Linked DNA regions of Mus musculus: regions 1 and 2 are each linked to region 3. Evidence: chromatin loops called from intact Hi-C (ENCODE). Cell type or tissue: heart. All regions are shown on one strand.

Evidence for each region. Hi-C counts contacts between places; a loop is a spot of excess contacts. Peaks named below come from ENCODE experiments on the same cell type or tissue, not always from the same donor. Only the 100,000 strongest peaks of a DNase experiment are listed, where the experiment ranks them.
Region 1: it touches region 3 in a loop (6-fold over the local background); 38 of 42 quality-filtered maps call a loop at or near these places.
Region 2: it touches region 3 in a loop (2.5-fold over the local background); 11 of 42 quality-filtered maps call a loop at or near these places.

Annotation. Positions count from the first base shown.
Region 1 is chr17:86,493,250-86,501,249 of GRCm38, forward strand. It overlaps Prkce (protein kinase C, epsilon), which reads left to right. Exons shown (of 15, transcript NM_011104.3): 9 at 1-171; 10 at 2,689-2,862. Among named protein-coding and RNA genes, the nearest start is that of Gm30284, 52 kb to the left of the region's middle. In heart, CTCF peaks have their summits at 1,942 (motif pointing left) and 3,344 (motif pointing right); DNase peaks (open chromatin) are centred at 1,822 and 6,622; H3K27ac peaks cover 2,350 bases.
Region 2 is chr17:86,749,848-86,757,847 of GRCm38, forward strand. It overlaps Epas1 (endothelial PAS domain protein 1), which reads left to right and starts at 4,017. Exons shown (of 16, transcript NM_010137.3): 1 at 4,017-4,461. The coding sequence starts at 4,436. In heart, CTCF peaks have their summits at 3,581, 3,790 and 6,533; DNase peaks (open chromatin) are centred at 3,734, 4,284, 5,574, 6,184 and 2 weaker places; H3K4me3 peaks cover 3,961 bases; H3K27ac peaks cover 3,063 bases; H3K27me3 peaks cover 1,460 bases.
Region 3 is chr17:86,901,413-86,909,412 of GRCm38, forward strand. No RefSeq gene overlaps it. Among named protein-coding and RNA genes, the nearest start is that of Tmem247, 12 kb to the right of the region's middle. In heart, CTCF peaks have their summits at 4,007 and 4,923 (motif pointing left); DNase peaks (open chromatin) are centred at 4,079 and 4,909; H3K4me3 peaks cover 294 bases; H3K27ac peaks cover 1,998 bases; H3K27me3 peaks cover 1,260 bases.

The DNA.
Region 1 (8,000 bases), 410 kb before region 3:
AAGGCCTTGTCATTTGACAACCGAGGAGAGGAGCACCGAGCGTCGTCGGCCACCGATGGCCAGCTGGCAAGCCCCGGAGAGAACGGGGAAGTCCGGCCAGGCCAGGCCAAGCGCTTGGGGCTGGATGAGTTCAACTTCATCAAGGTGTTGGGCAAAGGCAGCTTTGGCAAGGTCTGTGGGCATCACCGTAGGATTCAGTAGTTCTCACTTATCAAATGGGGAAAAGAGGCAAAGAGGGAGGGAGGGAGGGAGGGAGGGAGGGAGGGAGGGAGGGACCACACTGAGCAGTTTCATGTGTTAGCATGTCCCTTCTTCCCAACTGTCAACTCCATGTGCACATTTCTTCCTTTGTGCAGAGAGCCATGTGAAATCCCGCTTTCTCAGTAGGAAAACCTTAAGCATGAGCTCTGAGCGTCTGTCCTTGGTGGACTCCAGGTTCAGAGCAAACCTTGCTGTGTAGGACTCTGGAAGCTGAATGTCCTTAACTGATTTTCCTGGTGCTTGCTAACCATTCTGCTCTTCTTCTCCACGTGAGAGGAGAGCTGGATAATTGTGTAGTGGATCCGGGCCTTTGCCCTTGAGGGCATTTCCCCCAGATCTCTGCTGCACTCTATGCCTTGTGGGGCTGTGCCCACCAGTGATGGTCCTGGCAAAATGCAAAGAGCCCAGAAAAATGAGGGGCATTTCAGATATCTGTCTATCTGTCTCCTTGTCTGTCTTAATACCGTGCCTGGTGTAGCAGTTAGGTTCTCTCATTTGTGCTGGGCTCTGGGAAGCAGCCAGGAGTGAAAGGCCTAATTCACCATTCCAAGGCCATTCTGAGGGAAGGCTCCGTGAAGCCCTCAGGCACAGGGCCTGCCTCTGCAGGCACTCACCTGCCCTATCTGTCCCGAGATCACCTGGCAGGGAGGTTACTGAAATTTCCTCAGATGGCAACTGCTGAATCGATCACATTCTTTAAAAACTAGCTTAATAAGAAACAGACCCCAGGCCTCTGGTTTACGTGTGGCTCTGGCTTAGGCTATGAGCAGGGCTAGGTCTGAATCTGAGCAGGATTCTAGGGAACTGAGCATGCTCAGAACTCCCAGGTCTGCACGTAAGGTAGACAGGATAGGGGTCCTGAAGACTCTGAGCGCTTAGCTGGCTTCTTAGGCAAAATCACACCATCGCAAGCAGCTTGGAGCCCGTTTTACATAGGCTGTATTTTGTAGGTGACAGAATCCGCACCCTCTCAAGTTCCTTGGGTTATGTTCGGTTTACTTTGACGGCAACATTGGAATAGCATTCTTCAAAGTTCCCAGGAAGGAGAATGACCTGCAACTATTTGGAGATAAATGAAAACGCCAACTGATAGGCAAATGCCAAGAAAACAGACTCCCCATAAGCCCTCAGGGGAAGGAATTGTGTCTTTACCTGCAGCACTGTGGATAAAACTGTAAAGGCAAACACAGGGCACGATTAAGTACACACAGATAAAGAGGTTATGTTCAGTAAGAAAAGATAGCAGCAGCTTGTCATGAAGCAGGCAAGGGAGGGCCAGTGCGGAGAGCAAGAGGTTTGTCTTTATGTCTCTTATGTGTACCGACTTAGAAGTAACAACCCCAAATAACTAGACAGAGGAGAAAACTCTCCCACAAAGAGAATCGACTGGAAAATAAATCTCCCAGGAAGGTAGACTGCAAGTTGAAAGCAGAGTCAGGGTAATGTCTCCCGTTTGTCAAGGAAGAGGAAGCAAGCCAACAGAAGGGGAAGGTGAAAGCGGCCCCATGCTCAGAGACGCTATTCTCTGAAGTAGCCCTCTTAAAAACCAGGAAATGTGGGCTGCAGAGATGGCTCAGCAGTTAGGGGCACTGTCTGCTCTTCTAGAGGTCCTGAGCAACCACGTGGTGGCTCACAACCATCTGTAATGGGATCCGATGCCCTCTCCTGGTGTGTCTGAAGACATGTACTTATATAAGTAAATAAACAAGTCTTTTTTTAAAAATCGGGAAGTGTGTAAAATGTTCAACCCTTTAGTTCTAAAACTATCTATTTCAAGGATATAATGCCAAACAAAATTTTAAATTGTGTCCAAAAGCACTCAGCGCAACTTATATAGAACTTAATTGGGTATAACTTGTTTCTAATATGAAGGAGATAGCAGAATCAATTATAGTGTATTTACTTTGAACTGAGTACCAGCAATCATGATAGAGATGAAGACTTTATAGGAAAATACATATAACATATTGCTTCTTCTGAAAGTCTGTATGTGTGTGTGGTATGGTGGGGCACACCTAATATTTTAGCATTTGGATGAAACAGAAGTGTCATGAGTTCAAGACCAACATGGGCTACATAGTGGGAACTGTCAAAAGAAATGAAGAAAGAGGGAAAAGGCGAGAAGAGAAAGATACAAGGGAGAGATAGGAAGCACGCTACATTTGTTCTCTGATAATTACAGTATCACTAGTGGAGATGAAGATATGAATAATTAGCCCCTGTGCATTAAACTTCTCTTACCTGAGCACTGTGCCAGAGATTTAAAAAAAAAAAACCCCTTAGGTAGTTTCCCTAAACGTTTAAAATGTTAGCTTCCTAAACATCTTCATTAAAAATGAAAGAAAGAAACAATTGACACTTAGATATTTGACATCATTTGGTTCTGTGGGTGTGAAGACTGACCAGATGTGTTAAAACTGGTTGCAGGTCATGTTGGCGGAACTCAAAGGCAAAGATGAAGTCTACGCTGTGAAGGTCTTGAAGAAGGACGTTATCCTACAAGACGATGATGTGGACTGCACAATGACAGAGAAGAGGATTTTGGCTCTGGCTCGGAAACACCCTTATCTAACCCAACTCTATTGCTGCTTCCAGACCAAGGTATGCTTAAGAAGGGGCTGGCCAGCTGACCTCTTGGGTAGTATCGTGGCATCTAACACACAGAATCTAAGCTATCAGAAACCACTTTTGACCGTCTGCGTACCTCTCTCCAAGACTTAGTGTGGTGGAGTGGATTTTACCCTTGCAGAGATAGGCGTTCGATTGAACACCATATGTGTGTCTGTGCAGGGATGAAAGATCGATAGTGCACTTTCAGATTGTGGCAACTCAAAGCCAAATGGTCAACCCCAGTGTTGACTCATTGGAAAAACCAACAGATGCGGTGTAAACCCGGTTCCAGCTCTTTTCAATCAACAGTAAGATTGCTTCTAGGCTGCTTCAGCTCAAAAGAAGAAAAAAAAAAAAAGCAAAAGCTACCTTCATCCTTCTACCTTGTGTGATGTCATAGGAGATGTTGAATCTAAACAAATGCTTGGAATTCCACAGTGAAATCCAACCATATAAAAGTTACCTGGCTGCCAGCAGGTGGCAGTAAAGGATGAGTGTGTGTATGGACATTGTAGCACACACCCACACCCATCTGATTTGGTATTATTCTTACAGAAACAGCACATGTTCTTCATAAAAATTCTTATTTTATTTTCCTTTTTGGAAATGCGTATGGGAGAAAGTCTTCTAGGATGCATTGTGAATCTGTAGTATTTGTGTGCTTTAGAAGGCAATCCAGACTGGGTCCTAGACAGTGAAGGGTGACATGTATGTAGGTGCTCGTGTGTGTGTGTGTGTGTGTGTGTGTGTGTGTGTGTGTGTGTGTGTATGTGTGTGTATGTGTGTGCGCATGTGCACACGCATACATGTGTTCTATATGCTAGGTCCTGGTGAACAAGACCCCGTTCCTGCCATCAGAAACTTGACAGCCTCTTTGCTCCAGCCCCCACCCTTACCCCTGAGGCAGTTTCTGAGAACCCTGCTTGTCTGAGGAGCTTTAGGAATGGGAGACTCTGTGGCCTGAGCTCCCATCCAGTAGTCTCAGGTCACATTAGCTCACTGGAGTCCCGGAAGAGTCCTGCAGCGTACCAAGAAAGATTACCTTAGTTTAATCCACAGTTGCCCAATTATTTTGGTCCCGACTCTCCCCCATCAACCCACGCATGACATCAGTAAGCAACACTGATCTAGGAAAGTTTTCCTCTCCTTCTGATGGCATCAGAAATGAGAACCACCTGAAAGGGCCTGGCCACTCTGCGGCTTATTTTTCAGGAACACCAGGGTTGCTTTCTCTATGAAACTGTCCTCAGAGACCCTGCTTCATAAAAATCTGTTTCTTTTCTGAGAAGCCTCAGATTGGTGGCTAAGTCATTTCTCTTTCAAACTTGTGTTGTGTAACACCAAACAGATTAGTGTGAGTTCATGTTTGTGTACAAATGCAGAGTCCAGTGTGGCAGAACAAGTGCAGAGATGGGTTTGGCGTTGTTCTCCCACTACAGCTTGGCTACTGTGGTTTTGGTTTTGAGATGGGGCCCCATTCTGAAGTTCAGTTCATTACTAGCCTGGAACTCGGGACAGTCCTGCCTCCACCTATTAAGTCCTGGCATTATAGGCACGAGCCACCATATCTAACTCATTTAGAACTTAATTCAAGATCAAAGAGAAAAGTATCAGGTGTGATATGTCTTTATTGTCTGTGGTTCTTTTCACATGGGCTTACATTCAGTAGTTTTAAGTTTTGTCTTAAAAGCAATAACAACAAAACCACTTAGTCTACTTTTTTCTTTGTATCATTGAAAAAATTGTTTCAGAGAACCAACAGTTGTGTGTGTGTGTGCGCGCGCGTGTGTGGTGGGTATTGGGAATTGAACTTAGAATCTCATGCCTGCCTTGAAGTAGGTGCTGGGTGTGGGGTTATCAGCGGGACACAGATTTGCCTGAGGAAGGATGACTGGGTGACTGGGGTCAGGACTTGGGGCTCATACTAACATCTGCAGTAAATTAGCACTAAGAAATCCTTAGTGTTTCCGTGGCATTCACACCAAGAAGAGCTGGGAGCTGCTGCTCTCAGGTCTAGCGGGGCAGCGGTGCTTTTGAAGGGTGAGATGGAGTGGAAGCAGAAAGGACAGCCTCAATCCGTGCTCAGTTTTCAACCTTGCTTGGATGTTGTTTTTCCTGAAAAAGTACCATTCCTCAGCCACCATACTGTTGTGGTTTTGACTGAGATTTTCATATATGATTCAAACCCACAAATATCTGTTTCAATCCTATTAAGATTTTTGCCTCATCCTTCATTAGAACGGGCAAAGCAACAGTGGGTGTGAAGTTGGTTTGGGCTGAGCCCCAGTGTGGTGGTTTGAATGAGCAGGACCCCTCCGGGCTCAGCTACTTGAATGTTGGCCTCCAGTTGGTGGCAGTGTTTGAGGAGACTCAAGAGATGCAGCTTTGTTGGGGGAACTGTGTCACTGGGAGTGGGCTTTGGACTTCAGATGCTTCCCACCATTCCTAATGTGCTCTCTTTGCTTTTTGCATGCTGCTCAAGAGCTGAGCCCTCAGCTTGTTGCTTCCACCGCCATGTCTTTGCTACACCATCATGGACTCCACCCCTCTGGAACCATAAGTACAAAGAAACTCTTTGTTCTTAGGTTGCCTTGGTCATGCTGTCTAGTTACAGCAATTAGAAAAGTCACTAACAGACTCAGGTTTTAGTATACAGGGAGGAATAGCTCTTCTGGAAGCTGCCTTGAGAGCGTCCTGGTCGATTATGCAGAACTTTAAACTGGGTGCCATGTACAGGTTGGCTGGGAGAGCTTGGGAGAGGGTAAAGTAAGGTCCTGTGCCTTTTCTGGCATCCAGCAAGGATGGCCATGCAGAGCCATTGGTAACAACCATAATGGCCCAGTTAAGTTTGCCAGCAGCAGCCTGCTGAAGGACCAAGCTAAATTCAAATAAGGACTTAAGGTTTCTCTCTTCTAAGCTGTTCTGTCCTTGGTGATGTGCTGTAGTCTTCTTCCGCAGACTCTGGAAGATAAGAAACAAGTGAAATGATCCCAGAACCCAGCGCTAATGAGAATGATCAGATAGGCCAGTCAATCAAACCACAAATACATACATACCCATCAGATTCTGACCTTGTGCTAGACTTGAGACCCTGCTGTGTTTTTTAGCTTCTAGAGAACCTGAATCGGGCGAGGGAAGCTACAGAGCTGGCCTTTGAGATAGGGTTAGCATTGGGAGGAAGGCGGGCACCTAGAGATGGCTCCGAAGTTCTTTCTAGATTTCATTTGGCATTCTCCCACACTAGACTTCACAGCTCCTGTTTCCTGTTTCTCTGTGGACAGATGACACGAGAAAGAGGAGAAGGGGGGGGGGGGGTGCATACTGAGAAAATAAGCAAAACAAATTCTTGCTGAGAGAAAGGGACATGGCAGCGCTGGGACCCTCTTTAGGGGGCTGTGGTGCCCCGCTCGGCTCTCAAAGGCATGGCCCTCCTGCTCCAGGCTAGAGCCCCGTGCAGGAGCTGCTTTTACGGACTCTGCCTGTTTCATTGGCTGCTGGCGCTCAGAGAGCTCCCAGGAGGTAGATTTATTTTGATTTTGTGGTTAACAGAAAATTAAAAATCCCAAGCCCTTTGAGATTTCGTGTGTTTGTACTTTATCACTGCCATTACAAATCCATCCTTTCCAACTGGATCCCACAAAACCTGACCTGGCCGGTTTCACCCGTGGCATTGCCTCTTTAAAACTTGCAGTTGTGCACACTGTACCCGTCCCCCACCCTCTGGCATTTCCTGCCAGGCCTGGGAAGCCAAATCCAGGAGGACTTTGCTGTGAAGGAAACTGGGGAAGCGGGGCTGAGCTTCTACAGGATCTCCGCTGGCCAGTCTCCCTCCAGCCCTGGGGAACGGGCAGCATGGAAAATCCTTAAAAAGCAACTGGAGATGTTTTTCGAATGTGACTTAATCATCTCTGTGGGCATGGGGAGAGCTTCCCAGAGCAAGTGTTGACAACATAGGAGAGAATTTGTAGTTTCAAGGAACTCTAATGTTTGTTTTGACTTTTAGCAGAACAGTAAACCCTAAAGAAAAAAATGGGAAAGCAAGATGATCAGCAGAGAGATGGCAAATCTAATGAATAATCAGGCAAGTCTGAGAGAGCAGAGAAAGCAACCTGAGGGGTAGGCCATGGTCCTGCTAGACCACATGATGCTGGAGGTCCAAGGGCCTGGGAGGAGTTGGAGGGCTTTTGGCCCATTTTCTGGCTGTTTCTGGAAAACAAAAGCCTGAGATATTCCACACCTCTAGTTGGTTTGGATTAGCAGCCCTCAGGGACTCTGTGGTACACACTTGCCAGGAGAAGACTCTAAGCAGTAGTGCTAGGGTAGGTAGTGTTTTCTAGGATTAGGTGAAGTGAGTCTACATGGATGCTTTGGGCTTTGTGTGACACAGTGGCTTATGTAGTGATGGCGACTGGAGGAAGCACATCTCCTTGGTGCTGAAGAGCATCCTGAGTGAGGGTGCTGGGAAGCAATGCCATTTCTCTTGCTTTAGCCAGTTTACACACTCAGGGGTCCTGTGGCCTGCAAGCGACCAAGGGCTCATGGAGACTCTGATAGGAGGGTCAGTATTTAAAGTCATTGAGTGGTAATCTTTGCCTCCTGGGGAGGACGGAGGGGCATGTCTGTGTGTGTGTGTGTGTGGGGGGGTGTTGGAAATGCAAGTAGAAGGGCCACATGATTTCATATCAATCAGGCCTGATGAAGAGATCAATCACTCAGGTCTTGAGGCAAGGACCCACTCTAGAATGAAATGCATGCTTATAGAGTTCACTTTGCTCCTGTGTCCAGGATAGATAGGCAGGGAAGATAGGGAGGAGCAGGGAGGAGTGCTGCCCCTTAGTCTAGATACTGTCACATCACGTCAGCTAGCTTCTTTGCATGTAAGGAAGCCATTTGCCTGAACTGGAGTCGCCGTCATAGGCTTCTGCTCAGCTGGCCCTCTTCACATGCTACGACAAGGCAGGCGTGATTATTCTCTTCTTTATTTTCACATGTGATTATGATAACATGAACATAAGATGTATCACCTTGGGCACAGGCCTATAAATCTAACACTTGGAAGCTGAGGCAGGAGGAGAGAAAGTTTGAGGTGACCCTTACGAAGATTGCCTCAAAGAAATATCAAGCAAACA
Region 2 (8,000 bases), 150 kb before region 3:
CAGGGTGAGAGAGTGAAGTTACAAGACAGGTTTTGTAAAGTTACAGAATGGGTTGGCTTCCGTTTGGAAGTGGTGTGTGTGTGTGTGTGTGTGTGTGTGTGTGTGTGTGTGTGTATGCCTTTTCTTGTTATTGTGACAAGATAAAGCAACTTAAGACAGGATGGGTTTACTTGGACATAGTTTGAGGGCACAAGCCACCTGCTGTGGGTAGTGTAATGGCGTGAATGGCTGTTGATACGCTGGGAGAACCAAGTAGCAGGTTGTTACATTGTGTTCATCTGCAGTGCGGTAGCAGAGAGATGAACACAGGTGTTTAGCTCACGTCCTCCTTTTCATTCAATCTGGGATCACTGTGTCTGGAAACCCCCTCAGAGTCAAGCCCAGAGCTGCGTTTCCAAAGTGATACTAAATCCAATCAAGTTGATAATGCAGATTAACTCTAGGGGGTGGGGGGGGGGGAGACTCAGAAAGGAGGAGCAATGGCTTTTCTCAAATAGCCTTTCCTCTCCGCTACCTCTCGTGTTCCTGACAGTCCCACACCAAATAACTGGTCGATGGAGACCAGAGTGGTGTTACATGAGACAGAATATCCCTAGAACAGTGGCAAGTACATGTTTTTAATGATTTAGAGTGTCTCCTTCAATTTCTGAGTTCTAAGGGCCCTCTCTTGCCTCTTCTTGATCCCATTGTGACAAAGAACTGAAGGCTTACCAAACACTAAACCAACAGCCCAGCCTTCCATGCTTACTCTGCTGAGCCCTACTCACTCTAGTCTGATTACAAACCATATCGGGGGCCATGCCTGTCACTCTGATGGGGACTACTGAGTCACCCTTCTCCCACCTTTCTGCTGCATCCCAAGTGCCAGCTTTCTGTAGCTCTGGAGGTTAACCCATTACCAATAGCACATCCTTCTAATGGGATACACTACAAAGATGGGAGGGGCACTAAAGTCTCGGGCTCACCTCCCCCTCCTCCTCCCCTTTTTTGAGACTAGGTATCACTGTGTAGCTCTGGCTGTTCTGAACCCCCCTCTGTAGACCAGGCTGGCCTAGAACTCACAGAGATCTGCCTGTCTCTGCCTCTCAGGTTCTGGGATTAAAGGTGTGGGCCAGCAGTGCCTGGCCAGTCTCATCTCTTAGTAAAATAGCTAGGCAAACATTCCTTTGATGTCACAGTCTTTGCAGTACCTCAGAGGGCTGAGACACGCGGGTGAGGAGACTTTCTAGGAGATGTGTGATCTGTGTACCCCCTTCCCCCGCTTTAAGCAGCATGAGAGTTTGACTTTAAGATGCCTTCTGCTGCTATGTGAGCCTAACACAGATGCTTCCAGAGACACTCATGTAAAGCTAAGGTCTTAGCCCCTCCCAAACCGTACCATCTTTATTCGGAGCTGCCCCCCTTTAGTTTTCCATGGAGGCCAAGACCTCAAAGAAGTCTATGTCTGGCTTACATGCTCAGCTCCTTACAAAGACTGCTGACACCATGTCTTCTCTGGAAGACATCTTAAGAGGTCTTTAGGCCACCTGGCTCTGCTCTATGCAAGTCTGTGTCTAGTCCTGGGAATCTTCGAGGCGCACTTAATTTGTAGGTTAGGAAGAGGGGATGCAACTAACATAGGGAAAGTTGAAGTATTCTTGAGTGACCTCTTACACCTCTCCCCTCCATCTCCCCCAAAGTGGGTTTCCCTGTATAACCCTGGCTGACTAGGAACTTTTTTTTTTTTTTTTTTTTTTTTTTTGTAACCCAGGCTGGCCCGTGTTGGGGGATGGTCTTGCGCTGTGTATTCTGATGCTGATTTCCACGCCAGGACAACTGGTTGCAGTCGGGACTTGGCGTGGTCAAGCATCTCCGGTCTTGATGTTATGCAAAAATTGTTTTCCCTCAGGACTGGAACTCTGCGGTCTGCCTGCCTCTGCCTCTTGAATGCTGGGATTAAGGGTGTGAGCCAGTATGTCCGACCAGAACCCCTACTTTAGAAGTAACTGTGAATTAGGGATTGAATCCAGGGCCCTTATCTTTCCTCTTAAAAATCAAAAACTTCTCAAACGAATTTCATAACCTCAAGGCTATTGAAATGTTCCCTGCGGGTTACAGGTATCGCCCAGTCACCTGTCAAGTACAGCTCAAATCCAGCAGAAGCTCTGGTGAAAAACAATGTCTGGGGCCTTGAAGCTGTCGAAGTGCTTAAGGTTTTTTATTGTCTGGTCTTTCCCTCCCTCCCTCCCTCCCTCCCTCCCTCCCTCCCTCCCTCCATTCCAATCTCAAGAGAATATATAAAATAAAGCAAACAAAATATGTTTATATTTTATTACTACTGTGTCTACCAATTTGAATTTCTTATTATTAAGACCCAGGGTGTCTGGATGTAGAAATGTCATAGGAAATCATCCACCAGCCTCCAAGAGTGAAAAGGGTCTGGTCTTTGAAATCACCCTCAGGTGTGTCAACTGATTTCCAAGTGCTCAAGCACTCATTCTTTCAGATACCTCCCCAAGACTTTCAAAAAGTATCCACCTTCTTCATGCTTAAACAAACTTAAAAATCGCCCCCACCCCAAGACACAGTCACACACACAGTCTCTGGTTATAATTTTACTAGGAAACTTGTGTTTAAGAATAGTTCGGGAAGCACAAACTTTAGATACCAGGGCAGCCCAATTTGAGGGACCGTGCTTTCTCCGCAATTCACAACTATGGAGCCCGTTGGCTCTTTCCCTAGCCTTCAAAAATCCATGGCTGCCCTTCTTCCTTCTGGAGATTTTCCTGCAGAAGTAGGAAATGGGAAAGTGTCTAAGATCAAAGCAGGAGTGGGCATCTCACAGGTGGAAAGGCCAAAGAACCCTCTGACTGCCTAGGGAAGAGGAGACTTCATAACACCACGTCCTGCAGTTGGCTGTATCCTTCGAACCCCGGAAGAGCACATCCAGTGATTTGGGAACACGCTATCAACACATCCCAACATCACACTCAGGAACTCTCTGGGGAGCCCACGGTGATACTGGGGTATTGAGAGCGGGCAGAGGCCTGAGGGAGCTCCAAGGCTCTCCTCTCAGGCATACACTTAAACCTAACAGTCTACCACGAGCACCTCAAAACCCACAAACCGGTTGAGGAAGACACAGGCAGGAGCAACCCTAGATCATTTTTGTCCCAGTTTCTCCCACAACTTTCTGCCACTCGGGACTCAGAAGTCAAGGTCAGTTTGGCCAAAGAGAGCGCACCTCCAAGGCAGACAAGAACAAGAGCCGACAGGGTCCTGGGGATCATTACCGCCGGCCGAAGGGAGCCAAGTGGATGGTTTAGGGGACTATAGCAGCACCCGGAAGCGGGGGGGGGGGGGGTTGGCTGGGCGCTCGCTGCACGCCCTAGCTGCGCTCGCGATCTCCGACCCAGCGCTCCTGCCCTAGCCTAGCTCTTAGGGGAAAAGTGAGGCTGAAAGGACACTGGCGCAAAGGCATACTCCGAACTTGGGTAGCAGATCCCCGCCATTACTCAGTCCTGCGCTAACTGCGCTTCCATTTGGAGTCCCATATAGTTACTCGCCACCAGCGACCTCAAAAACAAGTCGCAGTTCTGCGGAAGGAGGAGGAAGGGCAGGCGGGCGCCCGAGGAGCGCAGCTCCAGAGAAAGGGGAGGGACGGGGTCAGGGCAGAGGCTGTGGCCGCGCCTCCCTATTGGCCGGGACACGGTGGGAAGTCGGGGCAGGCAGCCAGCGTGCGGGGCGGGGCTTCTCTGGAGCCCCGCCCCCGGCCCGCCCCCAGCCCGATGTCCCACTCCCGCGCCCCTCGCGCCCTCCCGCGGGCGGGCCGTCCGAGTTTTTAAAGTGGGCTGACAGCCGAGGAGGCCGGACATTCGAGAGCGGCCGGTGTACAGCTCCGGAGTCCGCAGCGCTCCGCTCCAGCTCTCCTGAGGCGGCCGTACAATCCTCGGCAGTGTCCTGAGACTGTATGGTCATCTCAGCGGCCGCACTCGCTTGCCCCCGGATTTTTTTCCAACTTGCTCTCTTCGAGCCATTTTTTTTTCTTTTTTTCTTTTTCTTTTTTTCTTTTTCTTTTTTGGTTGGTTGGTTTTGATTTGTCAGATCCCAGAAAAGTGACTCCTGTTCGGGGCTAAACGGAACTCCAGGTCCCTTGTCGCTGCTCTCTCTCTCTTTTGGCGTCTTACAACCTCCTCCCACTCCTTTCCCCGGCCCCGCCTCCTCCTGCAGGTTCCTCCCCGTCACCCCCCTCCTCCCTCCTCCTCCTCCGCACCTAGCCAGCCCTCTGCAAACTTCCACCTGATTGAGCGGGACTCTCGGACCTGCGAGCACTAAAGACCTTTCACACCTGCCCGGGCGACAGAGAGCTGCGGAGGGCCACAGCAAAGAGAGCGGCTGCAGCCCCTACGGGGTTAAGGAACCCAGGTGCTCCGGGTCTCGGAGGGCCACGGCGACAATGACAGCTGACAAGGAGAAAAAAAGGTAAGCGGGAGTCAAAGCTGGCGACCGACTTGGTCCCAGGCATTGGCGGAACTGCGCGTGGCGGGCGCGACCCGGGGCAGTCGGGAGAGGGGTGCGAGAGTTCTCGGAGGCTGGAGGACCGCTGTTGAGGGGCTTTGAGTAAGCGAGTCGGTGATGCCTTTAGGGACAAGGAGCTGCGGTGTCGCAGTAGAGTTGCAAAGCGGATAGTTCCGAGACCTTGAGACACGGAGAGATGGCCCTGGAGGTCAGGGGTGCTTCCGCGGCGCCTTCCAAAGTCTGTCGTCCCTGGAGCACCAAGCTTCCCTAGCGAGTGTTTTGAAATGTTTCTGGGCTGATGCCCTCGACTCTTAGGGTTTCCATGCTGGAGCAGTAGACACGCCTTTCTTTTCCTAAGACCCTCTAGGTCTTTCCGAGAGCGTTCCTATGCGGGCTTTGCGCCCCAAACTAGCATGGAACAGAGGGCAAAGCGCAACTCTGGGGTGCGCCCTGACCGAGAAGCCGGAACACTGTCAAGGGTCCTGCTCCAGACGGCACCCAAGTTTGTTCAACCCCCTTAACCTTACCCTACACCTAGACTCCGGCAGAGAGTGGGGAGTGAGTGACCTGGATTGCCCTGCGGGGGCAGGTGCTCTAGTGTGCAGAGAGAAGACCGTGACACCCGGCGGCTCCGAGTGTCTGATTCTTAAGACGAAGGGCAGCCACGAAGGTTTGTCCTCGCGAACCTTTCGGCACTGGGTGAGAGGCAACTCGGGGCAACTCGCGCTGCCCTCGAGCCTCCTTCAATCCGCCCCGCATCTGGTGACTTGACACCCAGCTCTAGGAGCTGAGGTGGGAACACACTGTGACCCCGCCGCAGACCTGGGTACATTCTCGTCGCCTGCAAAAGTTTATAGCTGGCCGCCTGGCACTTTGCTCCTGTTTCGATCGGTGCGTGCCGTGGGTTAGAGCTTCCAGCACTGCGCTCCGTGGCGACTTAGCTGGGGTGTCCGGAATGGTACGCGTGACCGCAGAATGGCGCGAGCTGCCAGAGATCCGTGGCCAGACTGGAAAAGACTGGCGGTGAGGACCCAGCCCCGAGCAAACGGGCTTTTTGTTTGGGCTTCCACTTAGGGACATGAGCCAGGAACTGTGTATCCTCTGGTCGAAAGCTGCAGCTCCCACCTCAGGGCACCGATAAGGAGTTGATAAACTCCAGCGAATCGCACCCGTCCTGGCCCGGCGCCCGCGCCCTGCGCTGGCGGATCTCTAGAGGGGGAAGGTATTGAGTCCGGTTCTAGATTCCCCATTATCGCCCACCAAACAACTCTGAGGTTCTGTGTACTTTGAGGGTAGAGAAGGAGAAGCAAGAGAGAGAGAGAGAAAAAAAAAGACTAAGATTCTAGCTCAAACTGTAAAACCAGCCAGAGGGTAATCACAAACCATCAAAACCGCGAAGTTGGACAGCAGAGTAGCCAGGAGCACTTATTGAACACTTTATTACTGCCTTGTCTATGGGTGACTGTCGCGTTTGTCCGAGATGAGACCTGACAGTAATCAGTGTCAAGTGTCATCTTGCTCTTAGGTCTATCAATCCTTGGGAGAGTCAGGGATCAGTGGGGAAAGCTATTTCCATACCCAGCTTGCAGAGACTCTTTGCCGAGGGCTGGCAGGGAGTATAGTCAGAGCCTAGAAGAACGTTGCATAATGACACTACAAATTATCCACAACAGCGGCCACTTTAAGAACCAGTGTGACACAGACTGTGAACCTCCTAGGAATCTTCGGCCTGTAGTGCAGTGCCCCAGTGGTAGCCAGGCCCGCAGGGTGTGTGTGTGTGTGTGTGTCCAAAAAACAGGGCAAGCAGTGTAGGTTCAGTGTAGGTTCAGACTTCCAAAGCCTGTTAGGATAGTGGTTTTGAGATTCTGGTTAAATTGACTGACTTCTTGGGGGCATCAATATGTAGTTGAAAATTGTGAAGCAGGGCATCAAAAGTTAATGTCCCTTAAATGGCTGCCCAGAGCTTTCCAGAGCGCTTCAGGAAATCAATGTGAGCAGCAAGGGTTCCCGGATTGGTGATACCACCCACTAGTGGTTCAAGGGCCGGTTCTTCTCCAGGGCATAACTGAGCATTTGTATGGTTCCTTCTGGAAACAGCCCTTCCAGAGGCCAGAAGGCTTGTTTTAGTCCCAAACATCCTTGTGTGGGTGGATATATTCCTTCATGATAGTCAGGAGCCAGTCTTTTATTTGTTGGCTGGTTAGCAGACTGGGGGAGCCACAGCAAGCTCTCTTGGAGTTCTCATCAACCCAGCAGGATTCCTGATTCTAGGAAGAGCCAAGTGTGGATGCTCTCAAGTGGGGATTTGTAGAACAATTAAGATAAATGGAAGTGAGGTCTTTGGGTGGCCAGGAATCCAAGTCCAGGCACAAAGCTAGACTCTGGGTCCAAGTACCTTTCAGGAGTGCTTCTGGTATTTGGTGCCAGGGCAAAGATGGGCAAGGAATTGGAGATAGCTGGACCTTCAAGTTTTCTAACTGTGGCTGGCTTCTGATGGCAGCAGATTTAATTGTTCCTCTGTTAAAATAAACCCAAGGTCCATCAGTTTTCCCAGCCGAGGAGACAATGCTGGCTGGGCTTCTTGAGTGAAGCTTATCTCCTAACTAGTGTTCCTTCAACATTTGACAACAGTCTAACCTGGTAGAGCAGTGCTGTACGACACTATCAGCCTGGCATTTAAACTGTACTAAAGATGACTTTCTTAGAGTTTTGGTTTTTTTGTTTTGTTTTGTTTTTTGGGTTTTTTTTTTTTTTTTTGGTTTTTTGTTGTTGTTTTGGTTTTTTGTTGTTGTTGTTTTTTTCAGTTTTATTGTGAGGCTTGAAGATTATTTTATAAGCAAGTATGAAAGCCATAAACATATTTTCTCTTTCTGGATAAGGCTCAAGGAAGGTAAAATAATCCCTCTCGGTACAAGGAAAATTAGTGCTGATAAGAATCAGAAAGTTGGTTCATTACAATCAGTTAGCATGTGAACAGCAGAGCCTCCCACCCCATCCCCCCCACCCCCCCACCCCCCCCACCCCCGCCATGGCATGCCTCTTGCCACTGAGGATTTCCAAAGGATTAGTGCAGCTCACCATCACCATACCTCCACCACCACCACCACCAGACCCCTGAACCTTCAAGACAGAGGTTTACTTTCCTAGATAATTGCAAGAGCCTTGTTCTGAGCTGAGGCAGGAGAGATGTCAACCAGTCAGTGGCGCTGCTCTTGGTAGTTAAAAACTTTGGGGAATCGGAATCCATTGGTTGAGTACCTTTCCTTTATTTCAGTTAGGGGAAAACAAAAAACAAAAACCAAACAAACAACAACAACAACAAAAGACCCCAACAAACCCTACTACTCGAGGTATAAAATAAAACCAATGCAAGCACCCTCCTGGTTCCTGGATGTAGCAAGTTGCTTTGTGAAGTAGAGGACATTCCACAGCTACTAGATTGTTGCCTGGTGTGATTAGGCAATTTTGCAGGGATGAAAGCCTGAACTGAAAACAGGCTACTT
Region 3 (8,000 bases):
ACTTGTGTATTATTGTTTCTTGTTTAGTGTTTGTATATGGTGTGTGTGTGTGTGTGTGTGTGTGTGTGTGTATGAGAGATGTATGTCTATGTGTATGTGTGTGTGTGCATGTGTGTGTGTGTGTGTGTATGTATGAGAGATGTATGTCTATGTGTATGTGTGTGTGTGCATGTGTATGTGTATGTATGTGAGAAAGAAAGAGACAGAGAGACACAAGAGAATGTTATTTGCTGTTTTTTGTTCTTGTTCATTTTCTACAGTAACAGAGAGAAAGGGTGTAGAGTTGGAAAGCCAGGGAGGATATGCAAGGAGCTGGGTAAGGGAAAAGCATAATCAGAGTATATTGTATGAAAGAAGTATATATTATATATTTCAATACATATGTTAAATATATAACATATTATATACAAATATATTTATATTATATTATGTTATATTATATAATTTACATATTTATATTATAGTTTATATTATATAATTTATATTATATACAATATATAAATATTATATAAATATACATATAAATTATTATATAGATAAATATAATTTTTATATATCGAAACGCACATATAAATATATATGTATGCATATATACATATATTTGTGTGTGTGTGTGTGTGTGTGTGTGTGTATGTGTGTGTAACTTCCCTTGAGCAGCAGTGCCAGGCCCTTTGTAGAGACCCTATGAAGTTGTCTCAGCCCTAGCTGCCACCCTTCCATATTCCACATCAGCAGTCTCGAGTCTATGCAGTCTTCTTGAAGGGCCATGCTGTTAAAGGTTGCTACTGCCCGTCTGCCTAGACACATCTCCTACTGCAAAGCTGAGGTGCTCTGTCCTTCCTCGCACGTGAAGCACCCCACCCGGGACCTTGTCTCATTTCCACATGCCTCGACTGCAGCCATGACTTTGTCATGGCAGGGAACTTCTGCTATTGCTCCCCATGGCAACTGTGAGGAGACTGTAATACGGGGAGGATGGATTCCAAATCCTGAAATAGACGTTAGTCATTGAGAGGGGCAGGAGCCATGCAGATGCTCAAGAGCCCCAATAGTGATGGGGGAGTGAGGTTATCACTGTCATGGGCATGGGGACCGAAGTTCTGAAACCGAAGTCTCTTCCGTAAGGAACGGAAGGACAATCCAAGCATCCTACTTCCTGAGGAAGCTGACCTGGGTCAGGAACACGAGTGCTTGTGGCCTTTACATTGTCCTGTAGAGTTAGGTATTTACAGATTAGCGATGGGTGTGGTAGGCTGGGCCATCAGAAATGACCATCAGATCCAAACAAACCTGCCATCCTGGCTGTAATGGAAATGACAGTGAATGTTGTCAAATGTGCAGCCCCAGAATCAAAGGGACACCAAGAACCACTGTTATGCCATGATACTCATAGAACAAGGGCTGGCACTGGGTCCCTGTTCTAGAGACATCCACACCCAGAAATGCGAGTACTCCTGAAAGAGCCAGCACGTAGAGGGCTTCCCGTCTATCCGCCTTCAGACTTCACCTTCAGTCCAGCATCCTAGGGGCAGGGAGACACGCAGAGGAACCTTGACCTGCGAGGGAAGTGCCAGTCTGTGATCAGCAACTCAATCTGGAAAAGCAGAGAGGAAAGTCTAGCCTTGACGTTCTAGAACAAAGAGTTGAGAAACAACAGTGTGAGCTTTTGCTAATATTAAGTGCTGAAAGAAATGTCTGGTGGTGCAGAGAGGGTCCTTCCATAGTGGCCATGCTGTGATGTTTGATGGACACATGTTTGCTGTCTTCAACCAGTCTTGTAGCAGACACGGGAGACTTCCCTGGCTCTCGCTTCTAGAGGACTTTCCATAGGAACGTGGAATCTAGAGTCTCTACGCCTGCCTTTAGCTCATCTGGCCCTTGGGTGTGGACTACCCTGCTCAGAGGCTCTGTGGAGGAGCCTGGGAGTCGGGCAGGCATCAAGTCTGCTGCGTATACTCTAAACCTGCTACCCAGACAGATGTGTTTTATCTGCCTTCTCTCCGTTCCATATAAAATATCCTTTAAGAGAAGGATTCCATTGCTTTTTATAATATTTGAAATGTTTGCCTTGGATACTCTTTTCAAAGCCTTTTCTTAACTTGATAAGAGCTAGAAAAGAACTCGAGGCTAGACTAGAAGTCCAGAATCCTATTCACACATTCAAATTTGTCAGCTCTGGGACTGCCCTGTCCTGAGAGGACAGTCTTTATGGCCCCTCCCCGATCTGATGCCTGAACTCCACACCAGGCTGAGGACCCAGCATAAATAGAAGGTGGACGGCCAACACCACACTAAAGGAGCTTGGAGAAGCTGCAGTGCAGAGACCTCACCACACAGCTGACAAACGAGAGCGGCAGAGAGGAAGTCCTAGTGAGCGCCAGGCTGGGCTGATTTTACCCCGCCCCCGACTCCTCCATGGCCCTTACACCTATCTCCTGCCAGTTCCCAGTTGACTCATTGTCTTCCCCTGCCTCTGTGACTCACTTAGAATAAAAATGTCCCCCTCACAATGCCACCAGTGTTCCCTGCAGGGCATTGGACATCTGTTTGGGATCTGTGACCCCTAGAAAACTGCAGTAAATAAATGTCGCCATCCATCATATAAGCAGCTGCCTCAAAGAGCCCAGACTAGAAGAAACTTCCAGAAAATTCTCCCCCACCCCACCCCACCCATCTCCCCTTCTCTGACAAAGCTCCTGGTCTCACTTCCTAAACAGAGCCTTCCAAACAGGGCCACATTCCCTTCCCACCTTCAAAACAGCTGAGCCCTGGCACTGAGGGACAGAACACCTGCCTTCCTCGAAGTGTAGCCAAGAGAGCTGTGTCCCAGGCTGTGATCAGAGCTAAGCAGGTTGGCAACTGAGGCTGAGCCAAGGGTGCAGTCAGGCTAAGGGGTAACTACTGAAGGAACAAGAGCCCAGAGTGTGAGAGGAAGCCACAGAAGGTCGCATCTGCCTATGGGCTCCACTTCCCTCCTTACACCAGTAACCACATGAATAAGGTCCCTCTGTGGTCACCTAAGAGCCGAGCCTTCTGGCCACAGCAGGCTGTGACTTCCTAGACAACACCCACACACAGGCATGACCCTCTATGTCTTCCTCAATCCATAGTCCTCCTCATCTCTCAGGGCCCTGTGTCATTTTTTTTTTCCTGCAGGATGTGGTTGACATCTGTCCCCTGGTACCTTCTTAGTCTCCCTATCATCCACTGTAGCCCAGAACTCACGGTTCCCTTCCCCCTGGATTTTTCCATTCCTCTCTACTTTAAGCCACATTAATTCTCCTAATGCTTATTTCCACACAGCCAAGTAGTTGCTCCCTCAAGGGCAATGGCCGGAGCTCTGTCACCACTCTCACAGCGGCTCCTGATACCGCTCCTCACAGTGCTCGCCCAAATGTACACATGCAGCTCTCGTGTAAGCGGAAGGCTGCGCCTCCTGACACCTGGAGATGTCTCACAGACGCCCGTCATTGTGCCTCTGTCCCCCCTCTTCCCACCTGACATACACTCATTCACCCCATTCTCTCACCCTTCCCTCAATGTACACCCTTCCCTCAATGTACACCCATTTGCCATTTGTGCTGTCTCTGCATTCTCTGTGACCAGATCACGGGCAGATGTCAGCATCTCTATTCCACAGGAGCAGAAACTTCCTACTAAGCTGAACGGTCCATCTTCCCTCTTGTGCTCAGCAATGGGTCCCCAGCCCGGCAATGTCCTCTGCCACTTCAGCTTCAATGACAAAGGCAGAGATGTACCAAAGTTCTGGGAAGCAAGAGGATAAAATAGGCAGAGAGAGAGAAAGAGGACAGGCCACATTGGGATGTCATTCACTCTTGGTCCAAAAAAACCCTGAGAAAAAGGCTTTCCAGTCAGCTAGGAAAAACAAACAGAGCCAGAATGGAGTCAGCTGGAGGAAGAACAACCTAGCAGCCACCATACAATCAACCAGAATCAAGCGGCCTTATGGACACAGCTCTGTCACCGTGCTGGAGAAACCTGAGGGGGCAGTGTTGCGAGTGTCCTGGGAGGAACTCTGCGGATTTCTATGTTATCGGCTGGGGGAGGCCTACAGCGTTTGTTGGCCCCTACAGGCAAACACAGTGGCCAGACCTTCGAAACAGGACGCCTTTGTCCGTGACTGACACCCTGGCCTAGAGCCCAGCTCCGCTTCAGGGGAGGATTTAGGTCACAAGAAAATGGGGGCTGGGGGGAGGTGGCTATAGTTTTAGAAATCTGTCTCTGTAAAACTCGGGGAGGTATTTTACCCCTTCCCAGGGTCACACCCTTGCCCTGGCTGACCTTACTTTGTATTACTCTGACTTTGAAGCTAGAGCTTTGGCTGGCCTCCTCAGCTTCTTTTTAAAAAATGCTATTTGGCAAATTCCCACCCGACTGGAACCTCCCCCATCGATCTATTACCTCTTTCTAGTCAGCTCAAATCAGTATGTCTTTCCCAACCTCTGTTCAGTTTAAAGACCCGTGCAAACATGACCATGAAGCCCCTGGAAGCTTCCGGTAGACTAGAGAGTTAACCAAGGAGCACGAAATTAGGACTGATTTCCAAAGCCAGTGAGCGTCTCAGAGGAGGATGGTGCCCTGGCCTGCTCATACTCCCCGGCTGTTTCTGCTTTAGAGAGAAGTTGCTGAAGGTATTAAAGCAGGCTCTTGAAGAACGACCCAGTCACAAGCTGCTGTGATCTTTCTACTTCAGCTGCCCTTTCTAAACTACTGACTTTCATAGAGGTCAGCCAGAAACCCTGCCTTCGAGGCCAGTCCTTATCCTCAGTGCATTTTTATAAACCTTGGCAAATCGTTTTTCCATCCCTGTCTCTTTTATGAGAAGAGCTAACTGCTCTCTCACGCCAGGCGCTAATAAACTTTGTTCCTTCCTGTTGGCTTTGCTCGCCATCTTCTGGACAAAAGCAGTATTGCTACCGAGGTAGAGCCGGGCCAGGGCTTCTTAGCGCAAACCCAAAGCAGTTTGGAGAGGACCAAAATGAACTACTCCTGAATGCCAAGAGCGCAACAATGAGCCTCATTTGTTATGGCAAAGACGTGCTAAACACTTCTTTTGAGAAATCACGTCCGGGGTACCTCACCTTACACCTTAATGTGTAAGTGGCCTGTCGTGTTGTACACGATGTGATTTGTGATGGGCACACATCACATAGTCTCTAAACCAGAAAGCCTGAAGTCTAGGGTCAAACATGGAAGATGTCCGTACATTCGAGTGAGATGCTGCCTGCTCGGAGTCCTCAAAGAGCTGGAGCTCAGAGCAATGGGAACCATGCAGAGGAGGTGGCAAAGCTGGCACCGACTGACAGTGGGGGAAAGAAAGGATAAACATGCTTAAGGAACACCTTGTGGAATCAAAACACTGCTCCTTCACAGCCATAGATCCAGCGACGCAGTTAGGAAGGTGGCCACTAGGAGGCTTAGAATCCTGGCAGCAGGGTAGTGGAGCCAGGAGAGTCTGGAGTTCAAGGTTGGCCTTGGCTACATAACAAGTTCAAGGCCACCCTGGTCTATATGAGAATCTGTCTCAAAATAAAATAGAATAAGGAGGCAGGAGGAAAAAGGAGAGAGGGGGGTTATGGCTTTTTTTATCAAGATAATTCTGCAGACCTGACTAGATCTACATGTGTGAAACAGAACACAGGGTGAAAGGAAGAAAAAAAATCAGACTTACAGCAAACCAGCTTTGGTTTCAAATCTCCACCCTGCCAGGTGACAGCTGTGTGCATGTGAAATCAGTTAGGTATCCTGATCCACAGTTTCTCATACAGGCAGGGATGACCACAGCAGCTCTTCAGAGGGGATAAAATATGGTCACATGCATGTTCTGATACATGACTGACACCAGGGCACAATGCCAAGGTCCCAGCTGCTATGCCCAGAGAACTTACAACTCCTCCAGGTCATTTTCAAACCACCTGGGACAGACTGAGAACATTGCCTATCTAGAACTGAATAGAGTTGGTCCACCTCCTGCTGGGACTGTGACCTGGAGTCACCAAAACAGACATGTGCGAGTAAGCAGTGAGGACGATACTCAGAGCTTCAAGGAGCATGCGCCAAGGTCAGGGATGTACGGTAGGTAGTCTCTGCAGATTCTTTTTACCCTCACTCTCACGAATCCAATGTGGGAAAAGCAGGCTCCTTGTGAGCTCCGGACTGGTCCCAGAGTCAGTGCACAGTGCTCAGCCGCAGCTCCCCGGGAGCAGGGGACGGAGAGCACATGCGGGAGGATGAATCTAGATCATCTGCGGAAGCCAACGTGCTCCCATTTCATTTACTTCAAGACTCTTAGCCCCACCTTATGTGAATGTGAATTGTAAGTTGTCGTGGTAGGCGATTAATCCCACTCAAATGGCTGGGACATTTCCAAACTTCCATGTGGCTGACACTCTCCCCTCCAATACGCCTGGGCTGTCCTCTAATCCCAAGCAAGTAAGTGGAGACAGTTGGCCACTTACTAAAATCTATATTCCAATCTTTGCAATGGGGGCAGGGGCTGGGGCCGCTCTTGCCGGCTCTTCCATGATTGCTGTGCTCTCCCTCCTGCAGCCTCGGGCCTGGTCTCTCTCCTTTCCCGACACAGCGGTTCTCAGTCCCCTCTCTGTCCCTTTGCCCTCAAATCCTAAAGTCCCATGTCTGTCTCCCTGCCCAGCCATTGGCCGCTGGCCATTTTATTCACCAATGAAAACCAAACGAGGGCAGGAATCCTCAGGGTTTTAGATGCAGGTCCTCCTGCAATTTTGGGAACCCATTTAACATAATACAAGCATTAAACCAAATCCACCACAGCAAGTATCCAGCATTATGTAGCACAGTGGAGGGAACTCCTAAAACTCGTACGATCAGAGACACTTGAGCTTCAGGCTGCAGACCTCAGATTGGCCTCCTGAGACGATCCCCCTGGGAAAAGGTACCTCAGGGTTGCTATCTGAAAGCAAAGCCAAGGTTAAACTCCTGTCGACACAGGTCAACCCCTGCACTCATGCCCCTCTTGGAAATGTGAGCCTTTGTGTATCTGTTTGAGACAGGCTCTTGAGTAGCCAGGCTGGTTCCAACCAAAGTCACTGGACAGATCAGCCTTTGCCCGCCCCTTTCAAGCAGTGGAATTCTAGGCTTGCCCTGCCATGCTTGGCTAACACAAGCCGCTTGATCCCTCCAGCAAGCAAAGGCATGTAAAACCAGCCCGAGGACACTCCGTTCAGAGCTGTCTGGGGCTTGTCGTTTAAGCTGGTGGACAATTGTCTTGGGACACAAGCATCCATCTGGGAAGGCGTCCTCTAACCCCAAGCATCATCTCCCCACCCACCCCCTTCCAACTCTACCTCTACAGCTAAATGCCAGCGTTTGGCTCAGGAAGCCTCAGTTCAGTGTAAAGACAAATATACATGGTGAGTGTTGTGCCCGCGTTGTTATCGGCCGGTTCTGTGTCTGTGTGTTTCAGTTAACACTGGATCTCCTTCTGGGTTACAACTCTAGCCAGCACCTTGGATTTCCTAGCAAGGACGTCAGAGCTGGATGTGAGTTGGGCAATCTAAAGGACAGGACAGGGCCAGAGCTTGCGGAGAAGAAACACAGGCTGAGCGCTTTCACTATTGCCAAACTCAGGTTCCAGGGGGTCTTAGAAAAATCCAAACAGGCATGGGATGACAGCGCCTTACCATTCCATCTTTCTGTCTGGTTAGCTTCTGGAGATGCTGATCCATCCAGGGCCCTCTAAGCTACCTGCAGCACTGAAGGGCACAGGTGGGCCTTGGACTACATTCAGTCTAATATCACCCCCCACACACACAACCCCACCACACCAACTCTGGGAACCCAGCACACTTGCTACCCCAATTCAAGCCCCGTGTGCCTGTGCTTCTCCCGTGTTATCCTTAAGCCCCATATCCCCTTGTCCTGACTCCTTTCTATTTTTCCTTCACTTCAGTCCCCAGCTCTTACCCCTCCAAGTCCTCGTAGGGCCACACACACTCTACTCA